Regions from separate parts of the Homo sapiens genome. Here region 2 is linked to region 1. Evidence: chromatin loops called from intact Hi-C (ENCODE). Cell type or tissue: endothelial cell of umbilical vein. All regions are shown on one strand. Each heading gives the region's core, and the rest is flanking DNA. Links, peaks and the distances in the headings are about the cores only.

Evidence for each region. Hi-C counts contacts between places; a loop is a spot of excess contacts. Peaks named below come from ENCODE experiments on the same cell type or tissue, not always from the same donor. Only the 100,000 strongest peaks of a DNase experiment are listed, where the experiment ranks them.
Region 2: it touches region 1 in a loop (3-fold over the local background); 2 of 110 quality-filtered maps call a loop at or near these places.

What each region holds. Positions count from the first base shown.
Region 1 is chr9:38,479,570-38,491,386 of GRCh38, reverse strand. It overlaps the pseudogene GAS2L1P1. Among named protein-coding and RNA genes, the nearest start is that of FAM95C, 60 kb to the left of the region's middle. RefSeq lists enhancers at 7,026-7,641, 7,642-8,259. In endothelial cell of umbilical vein, for the core only: no CTCF peak of the experiment used is centred there; a DNase peak (open chromatin) is centred at 4,996; H3K27me3 peaks cover 203 bases.
Region 2 is chr9:38,528,209-38,540,025 of GRCh38, reverse strand. It overlaps the pseudogene FAM220BP. Among named protein-coding and RNA genes, the nearest start is that of FAM95C, 11 kb to the left of the region's middle. In endothelial cell of umbilical vein, for the core only: no CTCF peak of the experiment used is centred there; no DNase peak of the experiment used is centred there.

The sequences.
Region 1 (11,817 bases), core at 1,882-9,881:
AAATTTTGATTTAAATCATCAGAAGAGGCCAAATGTGAGTGGTGTGTGCCTATAGTCCCAGCTACGCAGGGGACTGAGGTGGGAGGATCATTGAACTCAGGAGTTCAAAACCAGCCTGAGCAACATAGTGAGTCACCATATCTAAATAAATAAATAAATAAATCATCAGAAGGATTTTCCCATCCTGACAATTTTTACCCAATGTCTCTCTCCTCCTGGTCCCACCAGTAAATGTATCAGCTGATAGAAATTGAAAACTCTAGGACATAACTTGTACAGACCGTCGAGAATTCCTCGGCAAATCTGAGAGGTCCTCAGTCACCTTGGCAAATCATTTGGCTGTTGCATCACAGGCAACTCAGAACTGGACCAGAGTGTAAGACACCATCAGTAAATTCTCTTTTTTATTTGGGGAGTATTGGAAGGGGTATGTAGGAATTGGGACAGGGGTAGGGAAGGCCATCGTAGGGGTTGCTAGTCAGTTTTGGTTCAGCTGTTTTAGGTGGCTGTAAAGGGGAGGGAATAGGAATGTCGGAGTTCTGCCGGCGGGGCATATGATGAGGTTGAGCGTGAATGTTCTCCTGAAGATTTGATTTGATTTGGTTATTATTTTTTGTGACAGTGTCTTACTATATTTAGCCCAGGCTAGACTTGAACTCCTAGGCTCAGTGATCCCCCCGCCTCAGTCTCCTGAGTTGCTGGAATTGCAGGAACATGCGTGCCCAGCCTCCTGAAGATTTTTATTTAAATGCTCGTTTCCTTTTACTAATTTAGAAACAGTGTCTTGGGAAAACTCTTTTAGATTTCATGGTCTTTTTTATGTGTATCCCTTCTGAATGCTAATTAAAGTATGCTTCCCATGCATTCTGAGAAGTGCAAACCTTTTTATTTCCAAGATGGTATCTTAAAAAAAAAAATAAAAAAAAAAATATATATATATATATATGTTTGGAAAGGTCAAATGAGCCTCCAAGGGGCCACTGTAACTCCAAACTCTGGTCCTTGTCTTTACAAACTGTGAATAGGTTTTTCCTGACCCACTGATGCAAAAGGACTCTTCTACTAACAATTAAAGAATTCTTTGTTTATGAAATAATCTGGCAAACAATTTATGTAATCTAAATAAGTTTCTATCAGTGTGAGCCCTTGCTCTCTTGGGTGGTACAGTTTCTGATTGGTACCCAGGTTGCAGCCCACATTCCTGAGTAAACACTTATTGGCCTGACCGGCTAATTCCTCCTTTTTGTTAGTGGGGAAGCCATGTGACTTCATCCTCCGTGGCTCTGGTGGTCTCTTCCACATCTGTGAGATACTCACTAAAAGCTGGTTGCACTTTGAGATCTGGGCACCTGCTGGAACCTGGAGCCACAAGTCTTCATTCATGCTAAAGAACTCCTGTCTTGGTGGAGGTATTTGCCTTTGTTTGAGTTTCTTGGTAGGGCTCTCCATCTTTTTGCTTGCTCTCGCTTTGTTTTAAGTTCTGACAAGGTGAGAATGGGAGCCTCTGCTTCCAAGCAAATTGAAAGTCCCCCCTGTCCAGGGACTCCAGCTGGTTACATGTTTAAACATGATGGCCCTCTTCTTGTTCGTTTTATCTAAATGACACAATTTCACTAACCAGAGTTTGGAGTTACAGTGGCCCGTTGGAGGCCTTGTATAATGTGTTGTATACTGTTAAGAGCACAGCTGCTGGTGAAGAAAGTGTTTCTCACAGTTCCTTTGTGGGCCTCAGAGTTCCCCAGCAGTTCAGTATGGAGTCAGCCCTGATGACAGGACTCCCTGATGTCAAGCCTGCAAGGGTGTTAAGCTCACGCTAGTCAGGCCTCTCTAAGCCCTTAAGGTACCAACCTGGGGCTCTGACCTTGGCCTGCTTATTCAAGACTCTGTTGAGTCAAAATAGGCAAAATTCCCACCACTACCAAGGTCTCTGATCACCCTTGATATCTAATCAAATTCCTCAGCCCCTACCCTCAATATCGTTATCATCCCGGCCCGCCGTTAGGAGGCCGCAGCGGCCCGACAGATCCAGCTGTGGCTTGCAGGCGCCTCCCTGCTGCGGGCTGGGCCTGGCTCCTGCCCCTGCAGGGGCCATGCTCCCCGGGGCCGGTGGATGAACCAGGAGAGTGGGGAAACCCCCAGCACTCCCTGCCCAGAGCCAGACAGCAGCGTTAGCAGCCTCTGTTCCCTGGGGCTGTGTGACCTTGAGCGGCCCTGCACCCCCTCTGGGCCTGGGCCATCAGTTCTGGCCCCACAAACGACGGCCTGCGGTTCTGGGGCGCTGCTTGCTGAGGGGGGTCTGGCTTTCGCGGCTTGGCTGCTGGATCGCCGAGATAGGCCGCGCGGCGCAGCCTGGACGCCCTGGCTCCACCCACAGCTCTGAGACCTCCAGCGAGCTCTTACCCTTTCCGCACCTCAGTTTCCACACCTGTAAAATGGAGATAATATCACCACGCACTCAGCCCTAACCACTTCATTGCTGTTACTGATACCATTACTGCTGCTATGTCGTTTTTTGATGGCACTGCCCTTAGGGAAGGGGGATCAAGGGAAAAACCGGTACCTTCCCGCAGGAGGTGGGCTGGGCACAGCCCTGAACCATGGAGGTCTCCCACCCTGAGGTCGGGACCTGGGTTCCCTTCCTATCCACTGGGGGTCCCAGTCGTTGTCTTCATCTCTCCAGGTCCCAGCCCTTCACAGTGGGCACCTCTCTGCCTGTGAGGGAGGCCTCAGCCAGCCCCTAATCCCCTCTCCAAAAAAAAAAAAAAAGGCTGCGTAGCCAGTATTTACAGACGCTAAGTTGCTTATTAAAAATTATCCCATTGAATCCTACCAAGCAGGTAATTTACTGTACCCATTTCTCAGATGAGGAAACTGAGGCACTGAGGTTTCTCAGAGCCAGCAGGTAAACCAGCCATTCGGCCTGAGTGACAGGCCGGTGCAGTGCTCTGCGGCTTAGTCTGCTCTGAGCGCCTGCCGGATCCTCACAGCGATCCTGGTTTGTACCCCCGCCCACAGTGGCTCGGCTGGCCCGTCTATGGGAACCCATGAGGCTGTCTGCATATCCCGAAGTGTGACCTTCCAGGCCCACAGGGTGGCTGGCGCTGCGCTTCTTCGTGGCCCGCGACAGTGCGGCCACCTTCATCGGCCAGTGGCGCACTGATCTGGGCGAGCCCGAAATGCTCCGCGAGCTGGCGAGGGAGACACTGGGCCTCTGCACCCGGTCAGCTCCCCAAGATAAAGGCCTCGGAGGGGAAGTTCCGCGTGGGAGACTCCGGCCTGTTGATCTCTGTGAGGGTGCCCGGGAGCCGCCTGACGGCGCGCCTGGGTGTGGCGACCCGCTGGAGCGCTACCTGGACAGTCAGGACCCGCGCCGCCGCTCCTCCACCACCCACCGCCCGCCCCCGTCGAGGGTCCGCACCCTGTCCCCGCAGAGGGTGTCGCCCACCCCTAGCCCCTGCCCTGGTAGCCTGGTCCCCGCGAGAGAGCGCCGGCGCTCCGGACCCTAGGTGACCCCTATTCGCTTACAAAGCATAAAGCAGGGGCCGAGGCTCCCAGGCCCTGGGATCAGCTGCCCGCCGCATCCCCGCTCCTACTCTGAGGACAGTGACTCCTCAGCTTTCTCAGCCCAGAGCCGCCCCCTTGGTGCCCGCAGCGAGGATGAGGCACTAGGCCGGGAGGAAGAGACCCAGACGGGGGCTGACCACCACCACCTGGCCTCTCCGAGACGGCCCCCTGCCCCGCGCAGCCAGTCCCGGGACGGGCTGGATCCGAGTCGGCCCCGGGGAGCTCCAGGAGAGAGGGGAGCCCAGCTGCGGCCCTCAGCCCTGCCCGGTGGGCGCAGGAGCAGACTGGGCTCAAGGATGGAGATGGGCAGCACTCGTGGGAGCCACAGGGCAGGGGCAGCGGGGCTCGGGCAGGAGCACCCCTGGGCTCTCCATGCCCACCGCCCTGAAGCACCCTGGCTTTCCCAGTCCAACCCCAGTTTAGAGTTTAGCACCACACGCGCCAGCGTCTTCCGCACACACCAGAGCAGCTGCTCTGACGCCTGGACAAGGAGTTTCTGGCCAATGCCGGGACCCATAAGGCTGTTGCTGGCGGGACCCCCACTGGACCAGCCCCTAACCGGGCTCCAGCCCCAGACCCTCTAGCTCCTGACTCGGCCTACAGATCCTCCAGTTCCTCCTTTTCATCCCTTATTCTCTTATGTGGCAAACGTGGCCAACCTGGGGACTCTGGCCTTAAGACCAACGGGCTGCCCGGCCCGCTGTCAAGCCCTTCCCAGCTCCTCCTCCGATGAAGGAAAGCCCTGCCCTGGCATGGGAGGGGCTACTAGATGCACCTGGGAGCCCCCTGACTGGTCCAGAACACTGGAGGACCTGAGCACTGGGTAGGATGGACACACAGCCAGACTGCAAACCCTCAGGCATCCCCATGCTTAGGGTCTCCCCCCGGTTCCTCCAGACACACAGAGTTGGAGGGTGCGGGGGGAAGGGGAAGGGAGCTTGCATGCCTCCAGCCAGGTTCCTGGACCAGCCCAGCTGCCCCCAAACCCTATCCCTTCTCCTTTTCGTTTGTGGCCTTAACCCCCTCTGCATCAGGGGGCCCTCTCTGCCTCTTGCGTTCCTGACCTCATGGGACCAGACTCCTCAGGAATGTCACAATGGGACCTCTATTGTACATTACAGTTGGGGGATGAGCTTTGCTATTTAATCGCTAATATTATTGAATGCCTTAGAGGAGGGCAGAGCAGCCTGGTATCCTGAGGACACGTGGCCCAGCAGAGCCCCTGAACAGTAAAGTTTTGCTCCAGCCAAAATGAGAGAGAGAATCTATTAAGTTAGTTTAACCAGAACCCCCCTTATCCCTGATGCTTCCTCTTAGTAATTTTGTGTCCAGTGACCCCTGTCCCTTGGCCATAAATTCCTACTTGTACTTGTTCTATTTGGAATAGAGCCCAGTTCTGTACTGATGTCTCTTTTCCCCTACTGAGATAGCTTCTGAATAAAAGTTGCCTTTGCTGCTTTAACTTCTGTCTGACACTGGTTTTCTTTGACAATAGTCTGCCCTGCCCCGTGATCTTGCCTCGGCCGTCAGTCTGAATTCAAAACATTCTCCGCAGCTAGGAAAGGCAGCACAGGGGGGGTTTCTTCCACAGGAGGAGACAGCTTTCAGGAACGGCCTTGAACAACAGAGATCACGAATGCCTTCCCCCTTCCTGGACCTTCCAGATACTAGGATTTTGTTTTTTCTCTCATTATTGCAAAATCAGTGTGTCCTTTTCAGCAATCATAACTTTACATTTTTGAAATCATACCTTACTTTCATTCAGACATGTCGTCAGGAAGGATTGTCTGGAAGAGGAATAAAAACATTGTCACAGGAAAACATTATTATGCAATTTAAAAGACACGCCATGTTCAGAAATTAGGACAAAATCTTGAATTTAAAAAAAAATTCAAGGCCGGGTGTGGTGGCTCACACCTGTAATCTCAGCACTTTGGGAGGCCGAGGCGGATCACGAGGTCACAAGATCTAGACCATTCTGGCTAACATGGTGAAACCCTCTCTCTACTAAAAATACAAAAAATTAGCCGGGTGTGGTGGCGGGCACCTACATGTAGTACCAGCTACTTGGGAGGCTGAGGCAGGAGAATGGCGTGAACCCAGGAGGCGGAGTTTGCAGTGAGCAGAGATGGCGCCACTGCACTCCAGCCTGGGCAACAGAGCCAGACCCCATCTCAAAAAAAAAAAAAAAATTCAACATGGGTTTAAACAGATCAGCTTGCTTTACTGAAGTGCGTACACCAGGAGAAACATAAGGAAGGCTGTTGTTGCAAGCTGCAAGTAATCCAGAAAGCCAAATAAAATAATCAACAGACAGCAGCAAGACCCCCAAAGGGGGTCAAGAGTCCAATCTGCCAGGAGTGGGCAGGGAGTTCAGAGTCCCTGTGATGTGTCCACCCCAAACTTGTTTGGGGCAGAAATCACAAGTTTAGGAATGAAACTAGTTTTTGGGTCAGACATATGAGGCTGATCAGAAGTGTGATTGCAGATGGTCCCATAAGAGAACAAGCCCTTTCTTGTGGGCATTTGTGTGTGATGCACACAGTCTAGCCAGCATCCATGAAGTTTTCATAGTTTGGGATCCCATGCAGGCATGTCCTAATCTGCAATGATACCAGAGTCTGAGTTCTGTTTATTGTGCTTACAGAGTTTTTCGTTCAGCACGGTTTGTGCTGAGGCTGAAACAGCCAGCAGCAGATAGTATAAGGTTTCATCTCAGAGTCAGGTCCAGGCAATTAGGATCTGTGAGTTAGGATTCCCCACAAAAAGCCAACAGCTTTTGTTCCGCTGTAGCAAAGCCAAAGCCCTGAAGAGTGGGAAAGCAGTGTTGCTGGTCCCAGTGACGGGCAAGGCTTTCCTAAGCCCTGTTTGGCTTGTTATTTGCTGAGTCCAAATGGACCCACTCAAAAATATGCTCAGAGGCCAGAAAATTATCAGCCTCTAAGGCGCAGGCATCTGATCTTACAAGAGCTCATTAGGAACTAAAAACTAATATTTAAAATTCTAAAAGTGTATTAGAGAGTGCCTGTCTTTTCATATTGTCTCCCTTTTATCAGAGGCTCCCATAGGTGAAAATCATACTAAAAATTGTCAGTTATAGAAATTATTTTCCTTTTAATACTCAAAAACTTGCATTTCAATTCCCTCACCAGCAGCAGCAAGCAAGGCAGTTGTATACCATCCTGGGTTTTGTTTGCTTTTGGCAGCTTTCCTGATCAGGATGATTCCTCCAATGTTTATGAAATTACAAGCATAGAATATGTTTCTTATCATCTATCTAGATGCAGTAGCCATAAGACACAAAGCCAGCTTTTAAAAACTCCCTTTCATTTCAAGTTTTTAAAATTTTCCATTCCATTGCAAGTTTACGCAAACCTCCAACAGTGCAATTAGCATTTGAGAGTTAACATGGAATGGGGGATGGGAGGCTCTCGCATCTGAAATGGGTTTTTCTTTTCTTTCTTCTTCTTTTTTTTTCTTGTTTTTAGAAGTTTTTCTTTTTTCCAGTTTATCTAATGCTTTGCCCCAGCCCTAGTACCTAATTTAACTTTTTGTAGAAGAGAACAGCACAAACTTTTAGCATTTTAGGTCCACCTGAAATTCACCTTTGGGAATGCTTGGGCCCCTTCTTTTCCTACCTGGAGGGAAAAATAAAAACCTAAGGCAACACCTGGGCTTTTTGTTTTTTGCCCAACTGGCAGGTGTTTACCAATTTACTCTTCCACTGCCAGGATTTGAAAGAACACAGGCTTTCCACGCAAGTTTCCCTTTAGAGGTTGGAGAATGTGCTGTGCACTGTTGAGAATATGACGCTACACTGTTTTGTATTTATCTTTTCTTAATAAATATATGTAACGTAACATTTGCCATTATAAGTATTTCGAGTTACAATTCAGTGGCATTAACGACATTTACAATGTTGTACAGCCATCACTGCTATCTATTTCGAAAATTTTTTCAAGAATGACTACACCCCAGATCTGAAGCTATTCTGGAGCAAAAACACACATCAGGATGGCACTTCCATCACTCACATACACACACGCTGCAGACCCCAGCTTCTATTGTTCATATACACACACCCTGCAGACCCCAGCTTCCATAGCTCACATACACACACGCTGCAGACCCCAGCTCACATCGCTCACACACACGCACCCTGCAGGTCCCAGCTCACATCTCTCACACACATGCACCCTGCAGGTCCCAGCTCACATCTCTCACATACACACAACCCTGTAAACCCCAGCTTCCATCGCTCACACACACACACCCTGCAGGTCCCGCTTCCATCGCTCACATACACACACGCTGCAGGTCCCAGCTTGTAGTGGAGGTGATTTTGTTTCCTGTGATTCCTTAAAACTCAGGAAGTCTGCTCCAAGTTCTCTTCCCCAGTGGAATAACATTACAGTGCCCTCCTTGACAAGGAAATTTTAGTGATTGGCACCTGCTTTGGCTCTTACTCATTGTGAAAAGTGGTGATTTCACAACTGTGATAGTTATCTATTGCTGCATAAAAACTACAACAAACTTGGCGGCTCAAAACAACACACATTTCTTATCACACAGTGTTTATGAATGAGGAGTCCAGGCACAGCTTAGCAGATCCTCTGCTCAGGGGCCCCCCTGAGGCTGTAATCTGGGTGTCTGATAGGCTGGACGAGGGAAGAATCTGTTGTTGGCAGAATTTCAGCTCCACGGGCTGAAGGACTGAGGGCCTCAATTTCCACTTCTCTTGACAAGAGGCTGCCCTCGGTGCCCTGCCCTTTGGACACGTGGACCCTCTAAGTTCAGTGCAGTGAGTAGGAGCAGACATGTGAGCACTGGAGTGCTTTAGAGAGGTATTCTTGGATAAAAAGCACTGATGTCTAAAGACATGGAATTATCGTTCTCAACAGAGCAACATCAGTACTGAGAAGGCAAATTCATCATCTACTGGTACCTACTTCTATGCCTGCAATAGCTATTTTTGTCTCAATTTTAAAATTATTCTTTAGCTTCCCAGCTGCTAGAAGTGGAACAGTTATCTTTGCGAATGAAAATGACTAACCCCTCCTGACAATTCCAACTCCCTCCCAACCAAGGCTCAATATTTCTCATTTGTTTTACTTTCAAAGGAATATATATGATTGTAAGACCAGGCATCCGTGGCTCACACCTGTAATCCCAGCACTTTGGAAGGTTGAGGCGGGCAGATCGCCTGAGGTCAGGAGTTCAAGACCAGCCTAGCCAACAGGGTGAAACCCCATCTCTACTAAAAATACAAAAAATTAGCCAGGTGTGGTGGTGCGTGCCTGTAATCCCAGCTTACTCAAGAGGCTGAGGCAGAAGAATCACTTGAACCCGGGGGACACAGGTTACAGTGAGTCAATGTTGCTCCACTACACTCCAGCCTAAGGAACAGAGTGAGACTCTGTCTCAAAATATATATATATATATATATGATTGTAAAATGACTTCAATACAACTGTCAATACAACAGTGTAAGGCATATTGTTAAAGAAAAAAAGTGCTAAACCAAATATAATATGTACCTTATGGTGGGAAAGAAAAAGAGAGAATAAGAAGCTGTATTTCTACTTGGTTTGGTATGCATAAATATATCTGGAAGGGTGAATAAAGAAACCAACAAAGCATATTATAGGGGTGAGGGTGGAGAAGTGACCCAGATGTTTTCAAACCTTTCATTTGTTATATTTTTTTGAAGAGGTATGGAACCAGCAATTTACCTGTTGAAAAAAAGTACTTTGTTTAAATTACGACAAAAAGGCCTGACACAGCAACTCATTCCCGTAATCCCAGCGCTGTGGGAGCCTCAGGCAACAAAAATTAGCCAGATGTGGTGATGTACGCCTATAGTACCAGCTACTCAGGAGGCTGAGGCAGGAGGATTGCTTGAGCCCGGGAGGCAGAGGATGCAATGAGTCGAGATCGCACCACTACACTCCAGCCTGAGCAACACAGTGAGACCCTGTCTCAAATTTTAAAAATAAATAAATAATAAATAATTTTAAAAATTAAAAAATTGTTCCCTACACAGCATCCTAATGTCCCTATCAATGCTAGAGATCATTCCCAATATTCTTATAGCAATTTCCAGCCAGGGCTTCTCAGCCTCAGTCCTATTGATTTTGAAGCCAGTTAATTCTTTGTTACGAGTTGTTTATCAGCATCCCTGGCCTATTCACCCAGGCATGAAAATCAAAAATGTCTATTGACATTGCCAAATGTCCCCTGGTCTGAAATCTCCCTGAGTTGAAGACCACTTTACTAGACTCTCTCTATGCATATTGCTACATCTGCATATCAAAATACACATATATGGTAATTTGCAGCATTTTTCATAGCTTTTCTTCATTCTTAAATTCATTCTTCCAAAAATATACTTTATTTTTGAAAACGATAAAACAAAATCTTCAACTATGAACTAACAAAATAGAGGTGAGTTGGCACCGGTGGGCCAATTCTTAACGTGGACATTTTAAAATGCTGTTTTCCATATTACATCAAAATGATCTGCAATAAGAAATTGAAAGGGGGTGCAAAGGAGGGTGCAAAGCATGTACTGAGGTCTTTCTACAGGTACGTGATAGAAGGCTGATTCAGCATGATAAAATGTACTTTGCAACAGCGGCCTTCAAGCTGTGCTAGAGCAAGCGTACCCCAAGGAACCTGTGAAAATCATTTTTTAATTATTCTAAACAGAAAAAGTGGTACCCACTTAAATAAGCACAAAGTAAAACTTCATGGTAAGATCTGCTGTAAAGCTACTTGCTATAGCCCACAGATTCAGTTTGTTCAACAACCTCCTTCATTGACAGAAAAAGTCAGCAAATAAGACTTAGGACAAAAATATTTTCTATCAACCTCCACACGAAAAGACCACAGCTTTAATGATTTTTACAATCCTTAAGCTTAATCACTGGTCAGTACAGATTTCCATATCAAGATCAAGTCATGAACTGTTCACAATAGCTATTCTATACTAAGATGCTAAGCGTTTTCTTTCCAGTATGTCTTCCTATGAGGGAAATAAAATAGCGGGAAGTTTTCCTCTTCGCCTGTGAGGGGATTTATGAAAAGCCTTCTAATCTACAAGTGTTCTTCTGCGAAACTAAAATACATTATGAAGTCAAACAGGTAAATTATCAACAAAACCAAACTGATCTCAACAAAGTCTTGTTTCCAAAGTAAAATCTATTAAGAACAAGCAATATACAAGCACAAGAAATTACAAGAAATGAGGATCATAGTTAGTTACAGATGCAAAGTAGTATCTAGCATCCCAAGCTTTTGGACATAATAATGAAAATCAAATTAATAAGTTAGTTCAAGTATTATGTACAATTTTGATAAGCTGGTCACGTGTTATTTGAATACACACCATATGTGGTAAACCTAAAAGTATATTACCTTTTCTCCTCCTTTAATATTTGTAGATACATGCCAATATGGGAAAAAAAGTATTTCCATTTATGTACTAATAACAGAGAATAACAGAATTTCTACTGTGTATATTTCACACTGTTAAAAAAAAGTTGGCTGGGCACAGTGGCTCATGCCTGTAATCCCAGGACTGTGGGAGGCTGACGTGGGTGGATCACAAGGTCAGGAGTTAGAGACCAGCCTGGCCAACATAGTGAAACACTGTCTCTTCTTAAAATTCAAAAATTAGCAGGACATGGTGGTGCACACCTGTAGACCTAGCTACTCAGGAGGCTGAGGCAGAAGAATCCCTTGAACCCAGGAGGCAGAGGTTATGGTGAGCCGAGATTGTGCCACTGCACTCCAGCCTGGGCAACAGAGTGAGACTCCATTTCAATAAATACATAAATAAATAAATAAAAGGCCAGGCGTGGTGGCGCACACCTGTAATCCCAGCACTTTGGGAGGCCAAGGCAGGCGGATCACAAGATCAAGAGATCGAGACCATCCTGGCCAACATGGTAAAACACTGTCTCTACTAAAAATACAAAAATTAGCTGGTGTGGTGGTGTGCACCTGTAGTCCCAGATACTCGGGAGGCTGAAGCAGGAGAATAGCTTGAACCTGGAAGGTGGAGGTTGCAGTGAGCTGCGCCACTGCACTCCAGCCTGGTGACAGAGTGAGACTCTGTCTCAAAAAAAAAAAAAAAAAAAAATTAAGGTGTATTTTCCTTTAAGAAAGAAAAAAAATAAACTGCAAGAAGTTTAATTTATAAAAGTTTAATATCGACTTATTTATAAAAATGAAAAAAAAAAAAACGTTTTA
Region 2 (11,817 bases), core at 1,902-9,901, 49 kb before region 1:
TGCCTCAGCCCCTGAGTAGCTGGGACTACAGATGTATGCCCAGCTAATTTTTGTACTGTTAGTAGAGATGGACTTTTACCATGTTGGCCTGGCTAGTCTTGAACTCCTGACCTCAAATGATCCACCCACCTCAGCCTCCCAAAGTGCTGGGATTACAGGCATGAGCCACTGTGCCAAGCCTCAAATCCTCACTTCTTTTCAAAGGTTTTTTTTTTTTTTTTTTTGAGATGAAGTCTCACTTTTGTCACCCAGGCTGGAGTGCAATGGTGCGATCTTGGCTCACTGCAACCTCCACCTTCTGGGTTCAAGCAATAGTAGGAAATCCTACTATTTGTGACAATGTGGATGAACGTGGAAGACACGCTAAGTGAAATAAATAAGCCACACAGAAAGATAAATATTAAATGATCTCACTTATACATGGAATCTGAAAAAGTCGAACTCACGGAAACCAAAAGCAGAAGAGTGGTTACCAGCAGTCTGAGGGTGAGGAAAATGGACAGATGTTGGGGTACAAATTTTTACATGTAAAATGAGTAACTTTCTGGAAACCTAATGTAGAACATAGAGACTCTAGTTAATGTATACTTGAAATATGCTGAGAGAGTAGATCTTAAATATTCTCACCACAAAAACTCAGGAGGCTGAGGCAGGAGAATCGCATGAACCTGGGAAGCAGAGGTTGCAGTCAGCCAAGATTGCACCACTGCACTCCCAGCCTGCGTGACAGAGTGAGACTCCGTCTCAAAAAAAAAAAAAAAATGCTATGTATGTTGAAGGGAATGTTAATTAGCTTGGTTGTGGTAATCATTTCACAACGTATACACATATCAAAATATATTGTACACCTTAAAGACATAATTTTTGTCAATTATATCTCAATGAAGCTAACCAAAAAAAAAAACTGCATCCCAGCCTTGGGCAGTGGTAGACAATGGATTCAATGGTTAATAGGATGATATGGCTGGGAATGACTCTCAGAAACATGAGGACTTGGTTGGATGGCTAACCATCCCAAGTTAACCTCGTAAAGAGGAAGGCAAGAGACCTAGAGCCAGATCCCAGAGTTAAAATCCCAATCCAAAGCAAAGTCTTATGGCAAAACATTGGTTGATATCATCTTTCTTTCTTTCTTTCTTTCTTTCTTTCTTTCTTTCTTTCTTTCTTTCTTTCTTTCTTTCTTTCCTTCCTTCCTTCCTTCCTTCCTTCCTTCCTTTCTTTCTTTCTTTCTTTTTTTTTTTTTTTGAGACAGAGTCTCGCTCTGTCACCCAGGCTGGAGTACAATGGAGCCATCTCAGCTCACTGCAAGCTCTGCCTCCTGGGTTCATGCCATTCTCCTCCTGCCTCAGCCTCCCGAGTAGCTGGGACTACAGGCACCCACTACCATGCCCAGCTAATTTTTTGTATTTTTGGTAGAGACGGGGTTTCACCGTATTAGCTAGGATGGTCTCCATCTCCTGACCTCATGATCCGCCCGCCTCGGCCTCCCTAAGTGCTGGGATTACAGGCATCAGCCACTGCACCCGGCCGATATCATCTTTCTAGAGCCAACGACAAAAGCAGCACTTATTTCCTGTACCATGAATTTGTGGGATGATTCAGACCAAATTCCTCAGCCCTCTTCAGGACATTTTGGCTAACTGAGGTCTTCTTGTCATGTTGGAGAAAGGGAGCAAGATGGGGATTCTGCATAACTCAAGCCCCAACATGTGGGGACAGACTCAAGTAGATCACCACTGAGGCTTTTTGTGGTAATGTGGATACTGGGAAGCCTGAGGAAGGCTGTGGCCACAAACAGGCTCATTGAATTTACCCCTTGAAATCTGCACAGAACTTGGACAGCTCACTCCCCGATGAGCCATCACATTTATACCTGCAGCTATGACCTTTCTCTTGAGCCTCAGACCCTTATATCCTCCTGAGCACTGGTTATTTCTACTTTGATATTTAAAAGACCCCTGAAAACTAACTCCTCTCAAACTAACTGTTCATGTGGACAATTGACGTGTCAGAACCAAACCTTAGACTTCTCCAAACTTACTGTCCCTCAGTACCCCTTTGCTGTGAAAGCAACATCATCCTGACAGGTGTTCAGAATACAGCTTTGTGGTATTTCTTGACTTATTCCCCTGTTGCCTCTTCTCCATCCCATCAGCAAAGCCTCTATCCCTACCTTCAGGATATGCCTGTGTCTTACCACTTCTTTGCCTTCATCTGTTCTTGACACCATCACTTCTTGACAGGATGACTGTGGCTGCCTACTAACAATATTCCTTCTCCTGTCCTTGCACCCAGTCTGTGCTCCAGTCAGCACCAGAATAACCTCCCAGGTCACTCCTCAGCTCAAAACCCCAATATATTTCCACTCATCAGAGTAGAAGCCAAAATATGCCCATCACCCATGAAGTCCAGGCTGAGCTGGCCACTGGTTATCTCTCTGATCTAACTCCAGAGCTGGGCCTTCACTCACTCTGCTGCAGTCTAAAAGGTTACCTTGCTGCTCCTTGAATACATGAAGATGCACCTGCCCCAGGGCTTGGCATTTGCTCTTCCCTCTGCTTTGAATTGCTACCCCTGATACCCAAATGATGGTCTCTCTTCTGTTCCAATCTCTGCTGAAATGTCACCTTGTCAATGATGTCTCCCCAGATCACTTGTAGTGATCATCCATTAGGAACAGTGTTGACACCCACCCCCAAACCACCCCCTACCAACTTCCTGCCCCATTTCTCTTGCAGCTCTCATTATCATTTGGCATGCCAAATACCATCCTTATTTGTGTATTTCTCTCCTTCATCGCTAGATTGTAAGTTTCATGAGGGCAGGATTTGTTTCCACTTTGTTGCTGCTTTATCTCCAATGACTTTTAGAGAGTAAGCACACAGTAAATGCCTGTTAAAAGAATGATTGAATTGCATGAGGACAAAGAAACTTTTATTTTACTGTCATAATGCCATGACTTCCTGAAAATCTCCATGTGGATCTCTATGTCAGCTTTTTACTGCCTCTACTTAATTTTCTCCAAGACCTTCCTTGGAAATATCTGTAGGCTTAGGAAGTTTTAGTAGTAAATAGTGGAGTAAATAAATAAATAAATAAAATAAAATAAAATAAGTTATGAAATATACCTAGCAGCCATGAAACCTCAACTTATAAAATGCAGAGAAGACCAGATACGTAACACTCTCACCTGTTGGAGGTGGCTGAGGAGTTGGTCTTTGTGTGGCCTAAATCAGAACTCAGATGGCAAAAGTGACTAGCTCAAATCTCAGGGTAGTGGAATCTGCAAGAAGCAGTGAGTATGGCTTGTGAAAAATGTACCAAGCTACAGAACCAGGGATGCCAGCGGAAAGAGGTTTTTGATTAAAAAATGCAATAGAATGCTGAGGCCTCTAGAAGAGGCAGGAGTGAATCTCCTAGGGAAATTAAGACATTAATAACAGCTGTCTATGTGGGGTATTTGGAAAAATAGCACACACATAGGCCCATGGAAGGTTTATGTCCAAAAGACCTTAAATCTTTACACTAGAGTGATTAACAAAGGTCTTCCTCTGCGCAGAGCCATTCTTCAAAGATTGGGAGAGGTGGCCATTTAATCCAAATTGCAGTTTTCAACAAAAACTTACAAGGCATGTAAGGAAATAGGAAAACATGCATAGCCCATTCAAAGGAAGAAAATGAATATCCAGACTCATCTTTGAAAAAACACAGGTCTCAGACTTACTAGATCAAGATTTCAAAGCAGCTGTCTTAAATATGCTTAAAGGGCTAAAGGAAAACACAGACAAGGAAGTAAAGGAAATCAGGAAAACAATATATAAACAAATAAGAATATCAACAAAGAGATTGGAATTGTAAAGAGAACCAAATAGAAACTCTGGAGCTGAAAAATAGAGTAACCTAATAGAAAAATTGACTAGAAGGATACAAAAGCAGACTTGAAAAGGCAGAAGAAGGAATTAGCAAACGTGAAGATAAGTCCATTGAAACTATCAAGTTAAGGAGCAAAAGAAAAGAGTGAGGAAAAGTAAACAGAGCCTAAGAGACTATGGGACACCATATACCAAACACATATACATTATAGAAGGCCCCAGACAAAAGAAAGAGAAAAGGGCGGAAAAATTATTTGAAGATGTAGTGGCCAAAAACCTCACAAATTGGAGGAAAGATGTAAATATACAAATCCAAAAAGTTCTGTGAATCCATGTTGGTTAAACCCAAAGTTACCCATAGTACATTCATGCATAATTATGTAGGATTTGAAGATTAAACATTTTAAATACCTTTTATAATAGCATCCAAAATCATAGGGATACATTTAACAAAAGTGTGTAAGAAAACTAATGAAAACTAAAACTTTGCTGAGAAAAACAAAACTACTGTTAACAGATGACTTCTTTCCAAATATATCTATAGATGCAATGGAATACCATTCCAAATTCTAGTTGGTTGTTAAAAATAGAAACTAACAAGCTGATTTAAAAATATATATGGAAATTCAATCTAGAATATATAAGATATATATGGAAAAGCAACCTAGAATAGCCCAAAGAATTTTGAAAATGAAGAAATTTAGAGGACTTAAACTACCTGACTTCAAGATTTAGAATAAACTCACAGTCTTCAAGATTATAATGTAGTGGTGAAGACAACACAATAAATCAATAAAAAAGATTCCAGGAATAAACGCATGTATATATGGTCAAATGATTTTTTCAACAAAAACCCAAAAGCAATTCAATACGAAAAGAAAACAATTTTTTTCAAAAAATGATGTGGAAACAAGTAGATATCCATATGAGGGGGAAACAAACCTCAACTCTTACTTCACACCCTATATAAAAATTATTCCAAAAGGGATCACAGGCCTACTCATAAATAAAGTAAAACTAGAAAGCTTTTAGAAGAAAAACTAGGAGAATATCTTTATGACTTTGGGGGTGGACATAAATTTGTTAAGGAATTGACAGAAAGCACTGGCCACATTGTTTTGAAAAATTTGAGTTCATTAAAATTTAAATCTTCTGACCATCAAAAGACATTCTTAAGAAACAGGCAAATCTCAGACTGACAGAAAATATTCATATGTATCTGTCAAGGGACTTATGTTAAGAATATATTTTCTAAAAGTTGCTACAATTCAATAATAAAAAGACTAACATCCAAATTTTAAAATGCACAAAAGCTTTGAACTGACAATTTACAAAATAAGATATATGGCAGATCAGCACATTAAAAGATGCCCAGCGTCATTAATCATCAAGGAAGTGCAGATCAAAATTGCCCCCTGACACGAATACAGACCTACCAGAATTGCTAAAATGAAAAAGGCTAATCATTGCTAATGCAACAGCACCTCTCATACATTACTGTATGGTGTAAAATGATACAACCATTTTGGAAGACTGTTTGCAAGTTTCTTAAAACATTTATACATACCTCTTCCTTTTCACCACAGCATCTACAGAAATGCAAACACATGTCCACAAAAAGCCTTGCGCAAAAGTGTTTACAGCAGCCCCAAACTAGAAGCAACCCAAATGTCCATCTACTGGGAAGTAAATAACCAAACTGTAGTACATGCATGCAACTGTCTTCTCCTTCCAGGCTAAGTTCTTTGCTTTTAAGGGCTTCTGGGATTAGATTGGACCCACCCAGATAATTCCAGATAATCTTACTTTCAGTCCCACAAACACCACCATCCCCTGTACCACCCCAGCCCTCCTGCTCTTCAGAGCTCAGCGCACAGGGTTCATTTCCTCTGGGATGACCTTCTCTGCTAAGTCAGTTTATACAGGGTTCCCTTCTTGTGCAGAGCTAGGCCAGCTTCCCACGTTCCAGGGCAGACTCACTTTGAGCAGGCTGTGTGTGTGTGTGTGTGTGTGTGTGTGTGTGTGTGTGTGTTCCTGGCTTTCTGCTATAAATTGAAGATCGTGCAGGGCAGGGACTATGTCTTTTTCTTCTTTTTGCCCTCCACTTAGTCCCTGACACAGTCCAGCTTAGTGGAGAAGCATGCGATCTGTAGAATCAGATGGAACCATGTGAGGTTTGGGACCACAAGTGGATACACAAAACAGGAATCCTCTCTAATAAGGATACCCTTGAGCCAAGCGCTGGGTAAGTGAGGAAGGCACAGCCACAGGGGAATCTGGGAAAGGCTCTGCAAGTGCACAGGCCCTGGGGCCCGCATGTGCTGAGTGTGAGAAAGAGCAATAGGCCAGGATGGCTAATGAGAGTGAGGGAGGGGCCCGCGTTAGGAGGCAGTGGGGACAGATGGTGTTGACCCTTTTGCTCATGTAAGGGCTTGGGTCCATGTTATGAGTGAACCGGGATGCCATTGGCAGATTTGAGTGGAGGAGTCACACGATCTGACTTTTGTCTAACAGGAACATCTCCTGAAGCGCTGAGAATAGATTGAACAGCCAAAGCGTGGAGGTCAGGGCAGAGGTGACTCTATGTGCAGCAGCCTCCCCTCATCACTGGAGTCTTCAGTATTGTTTGTGCAGGAAATGTAGGATCACTGCTTGATTCTTTTCCTTCATTTACCAATTGTCATAGCAATCAGTTGGTTCCCTAGCATCCACCAAAGGAAACAAATGGGGCTTTTTTTTTTAGACAGACAGGGTCTGGCTCTGTCGCCCAGGCTGGAGTGCAGTGGCACAATTACCGCTTACTGCAGCCTCGAAGTTTTGGGCTCAAATTATCCTCCCACCTCAGCCAAGTAGCTGGTATTACAGGCATGTGCCACCATGCCCAGCTGACTTTTTTATTTTTTCTAGAGTCAAAGTCTCACCATGTTGCCCAGTCTGGTCTCAAACTCCTGGCCTCAAGCAATCCTCCAGCCTTGGCCTCCCAAAGTGCTGGGATTACAGGTGCGAGCCACCACATCCTGCTTAATGAGCATTCTTAATATTATTATAAAGTCTTGAGTTTTTCAAATATTTGATATGTTTCAAAACATTCCAGTTATTATTTTATAGCTCAAATTATCCCATATTTGGCCAATGAGAGCCTCTTCATGTTGGCGTCTGGACCCTTTACACGTGTGCCCAGTAGTCCCTGATGGCTCCTTGGCATCTGTTATAACAAGATGCTCCAGGCTCATCTGGTACATTTCCTGCACCAGGTAGGGAACAAGCCATTTCTCTAAGGATCCCTAGTTCCTTTTAGGTGGAAGTGACATTTAGAGTCCACAATGTAGACAACAGGAGTGCTTGTTGCTTCTAGATTTTTGTTTCCTGGAATATTCAGTGGATAGAGGTAGAACATATGTATTGTTAAATTTTAATTTTGAGATACTTGTAGATTCACAAATAATTTTAAGATATTATTTACACAGATCTGCATTCCATTTACTCAGTTTCTCCCAACAATAATATCTTGCAAAGCTATATTGCAATATCACAACCAGGATATTAGCATTGATGCAGTCAAGACGCATTACCTTCACTGCAAAAGCCCCCTCAAGTTTTCCTTTTCTAGCTACACCCACCTCCCTCCTGCCCCCAGTCCCTCCTTCATCTCTGACAACCACTGAATCTATTCTCCATTTCTATAGTTTTGTCATGTCAAGAATGTTATATCAACAGAATTATGCATTCTGTAGCCTTTCAGCATTGGCTTTTTTCACTCTGTAATTCTCTGAAGATTCATCCAGGATGTTGTGCATATCAATAGTGTATTCCTTTTTATTGCTGAAGAGTATTCTGTGCTATGGATGTACCACAGACTGTTTAATCATTCACGAACTGAAGGACATGTAGGTTGTTTCCAGTTGGGGCCACTACGAATAAACTTGCTCTAAACATTTATGTGCAGGTTTTTGTGTAAACCCAAGTCTTCATTTCTCTGGGACAAATGCCCAAGGATGCAGTTGCTGAGTTGTATGGCACTGCCAGTGTCATTTTTTTTAATTGCCAAACTTTTTGCCAGAGTGGCTGTACCATTTTACATTCCCATTAACAGTAAATAAGGGGAAGAATTTCCCTTCATCCTCACTAGCATTTGGAGTTGTCACTATTTTTTATTTAACCATTGTCATATGTGTATAGTAATAGCTCATCATAATTTTAATTTTTATTTTCATAATAGCAAATGATGTTAAATGTCCTTCCTTGTGCTTATTTGACATCCATCTGTGCTTTTTGGTGAAATGCGTGTTCATATCATTTGCCCATTTTCTGTTTGTTTATTTTACTATTGAGTTTTGAGAGTTCTTTATGTAATTTAGATACTAATCCTTTGTCTATTGTATGCTTTCAAAACATTTTGTCCTAGTTGGTAGTTTGTTTTTTCATACTCTTAGCAAGGTCATTCACAGAACAAAATTTTTTTCTTTAATTTTGATAGCATCTGGTTTATCAATTTTTACTTTTATTGATGATGCTTTTGTTGTAAAGTTTAAAATATTCTTTGCCTGGCCCTAGGTCCTGAAGGGTTTTAATGTATTTTTCTAAAAGATTTGTAGTTTTACATGTAAGTCCATGGTCTATTTTGAATTAATTCATGTATGGAGTGTTAGGTTCATGTCACCATTCAACTTTGCTTATGGATATGCAAATTCTCCAGCAATATTTGTTGAAAAAATTCCTTTCCCCACACTGCATTACTTTTATGCTTTTGTCAATAACCTGTCAGTTATATTTATGTGGGTATGAGTTCTCTGTTCTGTTTAATTTGTCTGTGTATCTTTCACTCTACCAATACCACGTGCTGTTGATTACAATAGCTACACAACAAGTCTTGTAATGGGATAGATTGATTCTTCCAACTTGGTAATTCTTTTTCAAAAATGTTTTAGCTATTTTAGTTCCCTTGCATCTCCATGACAATTTTAAAATAATCTTCTATTCATCTACAAAAAAATATTGCTGAAATTTTTATAGGAATTGTATATATGAGTTTGGGAAGAATTAACATCTTTGCTATTTTGAGTCTCCAAATTGAAGAACATGATTTGTCTCGATATTTGTTTAGATCTTTGATTTCTTTCATCAGAATTTCTAATGTTTAGCATTCAAGTCTTATGAATGTTTTGTTAGAATTTGAAATGAGTATTTCCTTTTTTGAGCAATTATAAATGGTACTTATTGTATTTTTAATTTTTATATCCAAGTGTTCATCACTCAAAGTACACTTGATTTTTTTGTATATTTATGTTGTATCCTGCAACCTTGCTGAATTCACTTACTAGTTCTAGGAGTTGTTGATTTTGGTGGTTTAAAATAGATTTCTTTGGATTTTCCACATAGCCATCATGCTATCGGCAAAAGTGAGCAGTTTTATTTCTTCCTTTCCGATCAATATGCCTTTTTTTAAATGCTTTACTAAACTGGCTAAAACTTCCAGTGCGATATTGAATTAGAGTAGTAAGAGCAGATATCTTTGCTTTATTCCCTTTCTTAGGAGAAAAACATTCTTTCTTTGACCATTAAGTATAATGTTAAGTGTTGGAGTTTTTGTAAAAGTTCTTTATCAAATTAAGGAAGTTTCTCTCTATTCTTATTTTTCTCAGAGTTTTTTTTTTTTTTTTTTGTCAGACAGTCTCACTCTGTCACCCAGGCTGGAGTGCAGTGGCTCAATCTCAGCTCAATGCAACCTCCATCTCCCAAGTGCAAGTGATTCTCATGCCTCAGCCTCCCAAGTAGCTGGCATGCATCACCACACCTGGCTAATTTTTTCGTATTTTTAGTAGAGACAGGGTATCGCCATGTTGGCCAGGCAGGTCTCAAACTCCTGGCCTCATGTGATCCACCCACCTCACCTCCCAAAGTGCTCGGATTACAGGTGTGAGCCACCCCACCTGGCATTTCTCAGAGTTTTTATCATGCATTTTGTCAAATGATTTTTCTGCATCAATTGATACGATTATGTGATTCTCTTCTTCATCTTGTTAATATGGTAGGTTACATTGATTTTCACATATGGAACAAGCCTTGCTTTCCAGGAATAAACCCTACTTGCTCATAGTATATAATTCTTTTTACATATTGCTTAATTCTGTGTCTATATTTATGAGGGATATTGGTCTGTAGTTCCTGTTTTGTTTTGTTTTTCAACTGTCTTTGTTTTTGGTATCAAGGTAATACTAGCTTTTAAAAATGAGTTGAGAGAAAGAGAAGGTGGGATTTGGGGGGAAAAGGTTGCAGACTTTTTGACTCAGGTCATTGTGGGCTTAGTCTCTATTGAGTGGCTGGGTTACTACAGGAAGCCACTCTCCATTCTTAGGCACATCTTGTCTATAAAAGGAGAAAGTTCAATGCCTCTAGAAAACCTCAGGTTTATTTTACTGCTTAAAGCCTGTGGCTCTAAATTCAGATCCAGAACTCATGTGGCCTGGCCAGGGAGGGTCAAGGAGTGCTTTCCTTACACCTCATGCCTCTAGGCTCTGTAGACCTAGAGGTGTGGGATGTAAGAGCAGGCCCTTACCCATAGAATTTACATATAAATGGTGGAATAAGACAGTAAGTAAATAAATGTGATTATTCTGATAGTGGTAAAAATAATAAATAAATAAATAAATAAATAAATAAATAAATAAATAAAATAACTTGAGAAATATCCCCTTGTATTTCTTTTTTCTGGAAGAGGTTATATAGAATTGGTATTTATTATTCTTTAAGCTTTGGGCAGAATTTTCCAGTGAAACCATCTGAGCCTGGAGATCTTATGTGGGGCTCTTTGCATTATTTGTTTTATATTGATAAGTTGTGGTAGTTTATGCTTTTCAAGAAAGTGGTCTATTTCATTTAAGTTGACAAACGTATGTGTTTAGAGTTGTTTGTAGTATTCATTTATTATCCTTTCAACATCTACAAGGTCTTTAGTGATACCTTCTGTTTCATGCCTAATATTTATAATCTATAATTCTCTCCTTTTTGCTTTGTCACTCTTGCTAGATGTTTGTGAATTTTATAGATCTTTTTAAAGAACCAGCTCTTTGTTTCATTGGTTTTCTTTATTGTTTTTCTGTTTTAAATTTTATTGATTTCTGCTATTGTAGTCATTATTTCCTTCCTTCTAATTTTGAGTGGGTTTTTTCTCTTATTTTCTATGTACTTCAAGTGGGAGCTTAAATTATTGGCTTGATAATTATCTCATCATCTAATTTATGCATTTAGTTCTATGAATTTCTCTCTCAGCCCTGCTTTATACATGCCCACAAATGTTGATGTGTTGCATTTTCATTGTCATTCAGTTCATTGTATTTTTAATAAGACATATTTATTACGCTAAAGAACAAATTTTATTTTTCATTTTCCCCAAACACTAAAATAGCACATGGCATAGTAATTCAGCACACAACATAAACTGGTATATGCAATCACTAATCCCGAAAATGGTTAAGTCTCACTTTGGGAGTCTTTAAAACCTTATGCCCTTAAATGACCTTTATCAAAGTTATCAACAGACAACCAAAGGAGTCACCTGGAAAAACTTTAGGGTACAAGATACTGCAATTCCTAGAATCTGGGAAACTTTTTATGTGGGAAATAACTTGATTTGCTTCTCTGTAACTGAGCTATTTTTTTCTCTAGCTCATTTTTAAGGTAACACTGCTAGGGTTCCGAGTTTGAGAAGGGATCTTCTAAAGGTAAGTTTAATATTGCAACTTTCACCACAATGCCTCTGTCTAAATTGCATTTCAAGTGGAAGGAAAGAGGTGTGAGAAGTGAAATAGAATTTTGCTGCAGACCAAAATCATTCTACAAAATGTAGAAATGATAATAGCTTACCATGAATTCAGCAAGATTTAACGCCAAGTACAGCAGTGTAGACTTCACAAGTATCCACTTCCATTGGGTGATCAGACAAGCC